3 separate regions of the Homo sapiens genome follow, and regions 2 and 3 are each linked to region 1. A link is a contact called in ENCODE Hi-C or POLR2A ChIA-PET data. All regions are on one chromosome and are shown on one strand. Each heading gives the region's core, a stretch centred on a gene start or an enhancer-like site at or near the end of the contact. The rest is flanking DNA. Distances are from core to core; before and after follow the strand shown.

Evidence for each region. Hi-C counts contacts between places; a loop is a spot of excess contacts on that map. ChIA-PET counts read pairs that join two places held with the same protein, here RNA polymerase II (POLR2A). Pooled maps may share reads with other maps.
Region 2: a loop to region 1 is called in a pooled map, with 2.4 times the contacts of the local background. The contact joins two enhancer-like sites. A Hi-C loop is called at or near these places in 2 of 168 maps with a recorded cell type or tissue (ascending aorta and astrocyte of the cerebellum) and 3 of 50 pooled maps. POLR2A ChIA-PET finds 5 or more read pairs at or near these places in 2 of 52 experiments (Panc1 and T-cell).
Region 3: a loop to region 1 is called in a pooled map, with 4 times the contacts of the local background. The contact joins two enhancer-like sites. A Hi-C loop is called at or near these places in 3 of 168 maps with a recorded cell type or tissue (B cell, OCI-LY7 and posterior vena cava), 28 of 37 single-sample maps with no recorded cell type and 6 of 50 pooled maps. POLR2A ChIA-PET finds 5 or more read pairs at or near these places in 1 of 52 experiments (AG04450).

Annotation. Positions count from the first base shown.
Region 1 is chr3:16,432,197-16,435,137 of GRCh38, forward strand. It overlaps RFTN1 (raftlin, lipid raft linker 1), which reads right to left. Exons shown (of 10, transcript NM_015150.2): 3 at 1,655-1,841. Among named protein-coding and RNA genes, the nearest start is that of RFTN1, 80 kb to the right of the region's middle. RefSeq lists a silencer at 1,529-1,658. Within about 2 kb of position 1,631, at least 3 of the 41 ENCODE cell types and tissues checked have a DNase peak (open chromatin) inside an H3K27ac peak, as active enhancers do.
Region 2 is chr3:16,337,136-16,339,996 of GRCh38, forward strand. The region is part of intron 7 of RFTN1 (raftlin, lipid raft linker 1); the gene reads right to left. It also overlaps a transcript of OXNAD1 not described here. Among named protein-coding and RNA genes, the nearest start is that of OXNAD1, 73 kb to the left of the region's middle. RefSeq lists a silencer at 1,163-1,222. Within about 2 kb of position 1,281, at least 12 of the 41 ENCODE cell types and tissues checked have a DNase peak (open chromatin) inside an H3K27ac peak, as active enhancers do.
Region 3 is chr3:16,308,015-16,310,965 of GRCh38, forward strand. It overlaps a transcript of OXNAD1 not described here. Among named protein-coding and RNA genes, the nearest start is that of OXNAD1, 44 kb to the left of the region's middle. Within about 2 kb of position 1,702, at least 4 of the 41 ENCODE cell types and tissues checked have a DNase peak (open chromatin) inside an H3K27ac peak, as active enhancers do.

The DNA of each region.
Region 1 (2,941 bases), core at 381-2,880:
AATGATCAACAGCCAATCAACCTAAAGGAACCAATAATGGACTGGGCGTGGTGGCTCACACCTCTAATCCCAGCACTTTGAGAGGCCTATGTGGGAAACTCTCTTGAGCCCAGAAGTTCCAGACCAGTCTAGGCAACATGGCGAAACCCGGTCTCTACCCAAAATAAAAAAATTAGCCAGGCATGGTGGCGTGCACCTGTAGTCCCAGTTACCTGGGAGGCTGAGGTGGGAGGATGGCTTAAGCCTGAGAGGCAAAGGTTGCAGTGAGCTGAGATCATGCCACTGTGCTCCAGCCTGGGTGACAGAGTGAGACCCCATCTCAAGGAAATAAAAAAGAAAAGAAAAGAAACCAATATGCAGCCAGGCTCAGTGGCTCACACCCATAATCCCAGTGGTTTGGGAGGCCAAGGTGGGAGGATCGCTTGAGGCCAGGATTTCAAGATCAGCCTAGGCAACATAGCGAGACCTTGTTTCTACAGAAAAAAAAAAGAGAGAGAGAGAGAAAGACAAACTAATACACATAAAAGGCAGACACTGAGAAAAGTCTTGCCCTACCAAAACATGTGTGAATTCTGGGTTCGAGCAAAAACATGCACCACCTTTCACTTTGAATTCTAATGTGTGTTGACGTAATGTGTGTTGATGTAGAGTAAGAGCCCCAGAGCTTGATCAACCATGAAGAAATAAAGGAAAGGAAAGGAAAGAGGAGTCAGTCTTAGACACGCAACCTCATGCCTCACAGCTGTCCCTTATGAGCACACCAGCCAAATGCTTTGTCTACCTGCAAAGTGACTTTAAAAGGAGAGAACAAGGAGGAGCTGCTCTGTACTCCCTTTTTAAAATGTGGCACATGCTGTCATTCCTTCTATGATAGTTGGCCAAAAGACAAATCTGATTTCCTTTCCCAGACTTCATTTTAATTTTTATTTTTATGAAAGCAGGAAAAACATACTGCTCTCTCCATCCCATCCTCACTGTTTTTTTTTTTTAAAAAAATTAATATTGTTCCTTTTGAAAGACTAACCCCACTTCTCTTTTCTTAATTAGGCTCAACTGAAATATAGGCATAAGCATTCAACTGGGCAAGCCAAACTGAAAAACATCCCCAAGCCCTGAAAATCTAAATCAAGACCAAACCAATTATAGCATTTTATTTAGGTGGTGTTTATTTTTTGTATTTTTTTAACTGTCAAGTGATTGACAGAATTTATGGTAGGCGCAAAATGTTAAAGTATTTCTAGACTTTGCGGGAAGACATTAAGTTTGTCTATAGCCTCTAAACAAAATTATTTGTTTTCCAGTCATGCCTTTCAGTTTAAAAGTATTGCACTTTTACTAGCCACATCATTCTGGGCATATGCTTCTTCTGAGGAGACATTTTTCTAGCTGAGTTTAATCCAGTGAGTTAAAAGAGGGAAAGAATGTAAAATGGAACTCTCTACTTGCAGTTGGACATGCATTTGTTTTTCATCGCAGGATGCTAGGAAAGAAACCTCTCTGGTTGTCTAACTGTTTGCCTCACCTGTCTGAGGGCTGAGGCCCTGAGGACAGCATGCAAATTTCAACCCCCAACCCCATCCTCTCACTTCCCCTCCTCTATTGAGCATAACTTAGCCGCAACAGGATGCTACCCATTCACCCGTGGAGGCCTTACCTGTCGGTTTTCTTGATCAGGATGGCTCTAAAGATGTGCTCCAGGGGCGTCTTCTCCCGCTCATGGGTGGGCTGCACGAAGGGGTGCAGGGCCGCCAGCGAGAAGCCCTGCTGGTACAGCTCCAGGAGCTGGGCGGGCAGGTCACGCAGGGAGGCCAGCCTCACTGCTGAGGACCCAGGGAGCTCCGCTGGAGTGGAGAGAGGAGAGGCTCATCAAAGACCCATCACAACGCCCACTCAGCCCTGCCCAAACCCCTCTTCCCTTGCCCTCGGGGAGGATCCTCTAGGTCACTGCTAAAATGAGTTTGTCCCAGTTTTTACTGTCTTCAAACAGACTTTATAAGCAGCCTGTCGTTTTCCAAATCACCCAAAGGCATTAATAATTGGATGTCGGCCAGGCGTGATGGCTCAGGCCTATAATCCCAGCACTCTGAGAGGCCGAGGCAGATGGATCGCTTGAGCCGAGAAGTTTGAGACCAGCCTGGGCAACATAGTAAAACTCGGTCTCTCTTAAACAAACAAACAAACAAACAAACAAACAAACAAAAACAAAAAAACCCCCTCAAAATTAGCCAGTGCTTGTGGTCCTGGCTACTCAGGAGGCTGAGGTGGGAAGATCGCTTGAGCTGGAAATGGGGAGGTTTGCAGTGAGCCATGATAGGGCCACTGCACTCTAGCCTGGGCAACAGAGCAAGCCACTGTCTCAAAAATGAAATAAAATAAAATAATAATGGACTGTCTTAGATCTAGAGTCGTCTTATCAGTGATCACAATGAAAAAGTCATTTCCACCCTCTAAAAAAAAACACACAGAAATAAAGAAAGAAAGGAAGAAGGGAAGGGAAAAGAAGAAAAATACATTGAGCAAATATAAAAATACTAGGTGGCAAAAAGCAGCATAAACAAAGTCAAAAGACAAACTGGAACAAAATTTCTGTGACCCTTAAGACAAAGGGCTAATTTCCTTAAATTTGCAAAACACTCCCCACCCCAAAATAATTTTTAAACGGGAAAAATATATGAATAGGCAATTGCCTTAAAAGTGTAAAAGGCTAACCAATATTTGAAAACACACTTTAATTCAGCATTAGAATTACACAAATAAAAACCAGGAATATTTTCACCTATTGAATTATTTTAAAATTTGGATTTTTAATTTATTTATTTTTGAGAAGGGCAAACAACGTTCAAAAGTCAAAAGGTACAAATGTGTATTCAGTGAAAAGTCTACATCCTAGCCCTATCCTCTACCTCCTACATTTATTTCCTTAGAGGAAATCAGTATTATC
Region 2 (2,861 bases), core at 31-2,530, 95 kb before region 1:
AGGCCCAGGCTAGCCTTCGGATGATGAGAGACCTGTGGCCCTGCTAAGCAGCAGACGTGAGAGATGCCATCTTGGAGCTGCTAGCTGTGGTCCACCCATCAGCGCCTGCAGGCACATGCTGAGATTAGTCGATTTCCTAAAAGTTGAAGGAAAAATCACCCAGCTGACCTGTTTGGGTTATGATTTTAACTCACTAAGCTTTGGGGAGCTTTATTACACAGCAGAAGCTAACTGGTGTATTACTATTATTACTATTATTCTAAGAACCAAATACCAGGCAAACCTCTAGGAGGAAAATTGTAATGAAAGTCACCTCATTGATTTGTGGCCGGGCTCAGTGGCTCACGCCTGTAATCTCTGCACTTTGGGAGGCAGAGGTGGGTGGATCATGAGGTCAGGAGATCGAGACCACCCTGGCCAACATGGTGAAACCTCGTCTCTACTAAAAATACAAAAATTAGCCAAGCATGGTGGCAGGCGCCTGTAGTCCCAGCTACTCGGGAGGCTGAGGCAGGAGAATCGCTTGAACCCAGGAGGCGGAGGTTGCAGTGAGCCCAGATTGCGCCACTGCACTCCAGCCTGGCGACAGAGCGAGACTCCATCTCAAAAAAAAAAAAAAAAAGAAAAGAAAGTCACCTCATTTGATTTGAGAGAAATACAATGATATAGTTACTGCTGAAGGGGAGTGTTCCTAATTTGTCACCACACTCAAGGCTGGCACACCTAGCCCTTATTTGCTCCAGGCCGGACACTTTGGCCTTGCATTACCTCTGGAGCCCTGAAGTCTAATTTATGATAACCTACTGTGAGGCCCAGCAGTGCCACCAGCTTGCCCTGGAAGAGAGAGATAAAAACCCACACTGGGTAGATCGTCCTAGCTCGAGATGTTGCCCTGGCTTCTCCTAAAGCACCATGCCAAGCTGGCAAGAAAACCAAACCTGCATGTGCAAGATAACATTCTCCTGGATTCTGGGACACGCTGGGTGATCTGGTCCTGGTACATGCGGTTTCTCTAACGTCAGTTACTTGGAAGGCAGAAAGAAGAAAGGGGCTACGGGATGGAAGGGCAGGAGATGGCATGCATCCTTATTATCAGGGGTGTCTGCCCACACACACCTGCATGAGCAGAATGAGAACCAGGCAAGGCATGCAACCACGCAAGGCTCCTGATCACAGGGAAGGTAATGAGGCCGGACATGCGGCGGCTAAGGGGCGATGGCTGGGGCCAACTCTGACCCGTAGCAGGGACAGGCACTGCAGTTCTGACTGTGGTTAAGCAACACAAAGCTGCCACATCCTGTCAGCTGCTCATCGGGACCACGTATGCAATAGCACAGGGCTCCTGTCCTCTAGAAGCTGACATCTTAAACACACATTGAGTGCTTCAGGGTGAGGGGGTCCTCCCAGGCCAACTTAGAAATAGCTTTGTTTGATAACAATTAAAAAAGAAACATTTTCTCCATCCAGAGACTTGCCAGGTCCCTCCTACTGGCTTTGATGAGAGAGAAAACTAGGCTTTCTGGGAGTAAATGGGACTTGCTACTTTATTACTCTCTTTAGACTATCAGAGATGAATGAGGGATCCTATATCATATCTTTAGCCCTTCTTTCTGATTTTTCACCTTATGTATTACCTAGAAAAGAGAAAAGGGATTGAAAAAAGGAGCTTTTCCAAAGTGTATAATTAAAAAGTTGTTTATTTTGGAGTTGGGGACCTGGGGAGAGAGCCAGTCTGTCTGCAGGAATTCTAGAACCCAAAACTGTCAACGTTGTCCCCTCCACCTGTCAGCAGTGGATTCCTAACAGCTTACTGATAATCATAAAATGCAAACCCAGAAGAGGTCTCTGAATAAAGGTTGGTTCAAAACCTTAAGAGACAGGGAAATGGAGATTAAAGATTATTTCACTGTCCTAGCTAACAACGAACAGAGCCACACAACACACCATGTGCTGGGCTGTCACAGTCTTGACTCACTAAGGAAGGGATTGGGTAAGACATGGGATTTCTCTCTCCCTAACTTTCTCTGCCTGGTAACTTCAAAGGTGCCACATTCTCAAGCCATGCTGGAGCAATCACAGTTGGCCAATATTCTCTTTGTGGTGACTCAACTGTCAGTATCATGTTGCTATGGCTACCACAATTCTCACTCAGCCCTCCCTCCTTATGCTCTGCTCTTATTTAAACCAAATTGCATTGCACTAATCCCACAGCATGCTCTTTGAGGACCCAGCTCTGATAGGGCTTCTGAGGTGCCAGAAACCTCCAGCTGGAATATCCTGCCTTCAGGACACATCAGACATCTGGCTGTTCATTAGTCCAATGTTACAAGTCCTGCAGTCCACCTCCCATTCTATCTGGCTCCCTGCTCTACCAGAGACAAATCCACCAGAGCCATAACAGATGCGCTGCCGGGTCCCCATCAGCATCTGCACTGAGACCTACCACGGGACAAACCAATGATGAAAAACCCAAAGTCCAGAAAATGAAAATGGTCTCAGAGAGACTGGCCAATCCTATTTGGGGTCCTCTAGAAAATTCTCCCATCACTCTTCCCTGTCCTACCATTTCCACATATTGATCATGACTTGGTGCTTCGTTTTTCTGCCCCTGCACTAGAACACAAACTCCACAAAGGCAAGGAGTTTATCTTGTTCTTGATGAATCCCAGGCACTTAAGGAAGTATTTGTTCGATAATTAGTTGTTGAGTGAGTGAATAAATGCACCTGTCCTAGCATTTTGTGGGTAGGTTCTGCCACCATTGTCTTGTACTCTCAAAGTCTTATCAAAATTGCTGTAAATCATGCCTAAAATGAGACATGAGTTTGCCACCAAAAATGTGAATTAATTTGCCAGGATGCT
Region 3 (2,951 bases), core at 452-2,951, 120 kb before region 1:
GATGATGTCATTTATTGAGCATCTGCTATGTGCGGTCACTGAGCTAGACATTGAAGATAGGAACGTATAAGACAAAGGTTATCTTAGGAGCAAGTTAAATACTTTGGGAAACTATTTTTTTGTAAGTCTAAGTGATAAAGGTATCTTCTGGAAATAACTGAGTAACACATTGAGAACATTTCGACAAAATTGAAAGTGGAAATGCTCTGGGGCAACATATTTTTTTGCACCTATCACTGTTTGAAAGAGAAGCTATAGCAAATGGATGACTGGGTGAGTCACTGGAATGATGGATCTTAGGGGCCCAGGGGTAGCAGAGTGGGAAAGGCTGCACCCATGCTCTGGAGGGTAGGAGGATTGTTATATGGGACTCACAGCACAAACACGTGTGGATGCAGTGATTGTCAAATGATCCAAGGGCATGTCTTGTTGCTCCTATTTTTTTTTTCCTGTCTGAATGGAAAACAGCAATTTCCTCCATTCCTGGTTATTGCAGATGATCTGATAATTTAACCTGAGAGCCGTTATTTCATCTTATTTTATTTTAAAACTCAAAAGAAGTATACTGTTCTCATCTTAAACAGTGAGATGTCTGGTCTTTAATATTACTCTTTCTTAACATACAATAAGCTAGCAGTGTGGTGATGACATGTAGATACCTCCTAATGTGCCATAAAATCAAGGCATGCATTTTAAAATGTTTCGTGCCCAGAAATCCAAACTTTTATAGTTGTTGAGCAGCCATCTTCATATGGTCTGTTCTGAATTCTTAAAACCTGCAGGAGCTCATCAGCCTAACCTGGCCCCTTCCAGCTCATCCCCATGTCCTATTTTGCTATATTTGAGCATAACAAGATTTTATCTCTTCCTTTTTAAAAATTAATTACCTAATAAATATGACCAAAAATTGTTAAATAATTTTTTAATTACCTAATAAATGTGACCACAAATATTAAATAAAATTATATAGATTAAAATGCTGACGTTCTCTTCTCCCCCATCCTATTCCCTTGCCTAGAAGGAACTTCTGTATAAAAAACTTGCTGGGTATCCTTTTAGAAATTTTATGGTATATTAATCTTGTATACATATACAACTGTGGGTACCTATACAACTATGTCTCTCTTTCTTTTAATACACTTCAAATTCTTGCTATATACCATAATATACTTAACCATATCTCCATGATGGACATTTAAATTGTTTGGAGTTTTTGGCTATTACAAGCAATATTGCAGTAAACCTGTTTGTATAATTTTTCTGCACATACTCCTGTAGAATTACTAGAAGTGCCATTTCTGAATAAAAAATTGACTAGTATTACCAAGTTACCCTATAAAATGCCTAATCAGTTTATATTCTAACAGGGTATGAAAGTGCCCATTTCTAGCCAACATTAGATACCCTCAGTCTCATACTTAAGTATTTTTTTTCCCCTAATCAGTTAGATGAAAGGTGATTTTTTTAACTAACAATTTTCTGATTGAATTTTCTGATTGTTCCGTAGGCCTGTCTGTCTTTTCCCCTAATCAGTTAGATGAAAGGTGATTTTTTTAACTAACAATTTTCTGATTGAATTTTCTGATTGTTCCGTAGGCCTGTCTGTCTTAGAGACTATAGAAGCCCAGAGAGAAGAAACAAAAAATGAGGCAGATTGGTTGGCTGTGTGGGATGGTGGGAGGAACATGACACCAGGCTTCAAGAGACCTAAATCATGCCCATTCTACAACTTGTTTCCTGTGTGACTCATTCCACCTCTCTCTGAAACCTGCTTTCCTTATCTGTCGCTGTGGGTAGGACTATGCAATTTAAAATTGCTTTCAGCTTTACCTTTCTATAATTTCATGATAGAAAAATGGGCCTTAGAGATCAAGGTTGACTGTACTGAGAGATGTCTAAGGAGTATCTTAACTCTCTTCAAATATTTGATTGATTCTTGGGATGACTATTGTTTGTATCTCTGGGGTTGACAGAATAAGAAGACATTGTCTTGGACTGAAGCAAGGGAAAAGTTTGGTTTGATACAGGGGACTTTTGGACTATACTGCTGATTAAATTCTGGAGTCAGGGCTCAAGAGAAATAGTGGAATTACCGTTAGTAAGAAATAAAACTGACATTTGCCCATTGGGGCTTAAGGTGTACTTGACTGAGACAGGGACTGGATTGATAGTTCCCCAGGTTCATAAAAAGGAAGTGTTTTAGACAGTTATTAACTTACGCATTTTGTGGACCTAGAAACTGGTAAGTTTGCTAGTTGTTCTTTCTTCTAAGTTGATTCTCTTGTTTTTTTTTCATTGAACAATCAACAAGATAGGAGGTACCCAGGACTGAAGGTTCATGAAATCAGAGGTCCATTATAGGAAGCATTTTAATGCTCACCCTAATAAGTGAAATATATTTCTTACTATCTTTAAGCCTTTATATTATTTAGAGGCCACAGAAAAATCCAAATCCAAACTGAACTTAATGACTAGTGAGCAACACATTTAAATACACAAGTTTTACCACATTAAAGGATGAAAAGCCAGTCAGCAACATGGGATCATGTTTTAAAACTGTCTCTGGATGAATGAATATCTCTACTCTTTCTTCAAGACCCAGTCCCTACAGTTGACAACCAGGGTGGTTCTCCACCAATTCCTGGCTCAGGGCTTTGCTGGAATTGCCAACATTACCATTAGAAATCATTTGGGGCTGGGCGCGGTGACTCACGCCTGTAATCTCAGCACTTTGGGAGGCCAAGGTGGGCAAATCACCTGAGGTCGGGAGTTCAAGACCAGCCTGACCAACATGGAGAAACACTGTCTTTACTAATAATGTAAAAATTAGCCGGGCGTGGTGGTGCATGCCTGTAATCCCAGCTACTCGGCAGGCTGAGGCAAGAGAATTGCTTGAACCTGGGAGGTGGAGGTTGTGGTGAGCCGAAATTGTGCCATTGCACTCCAGCCTG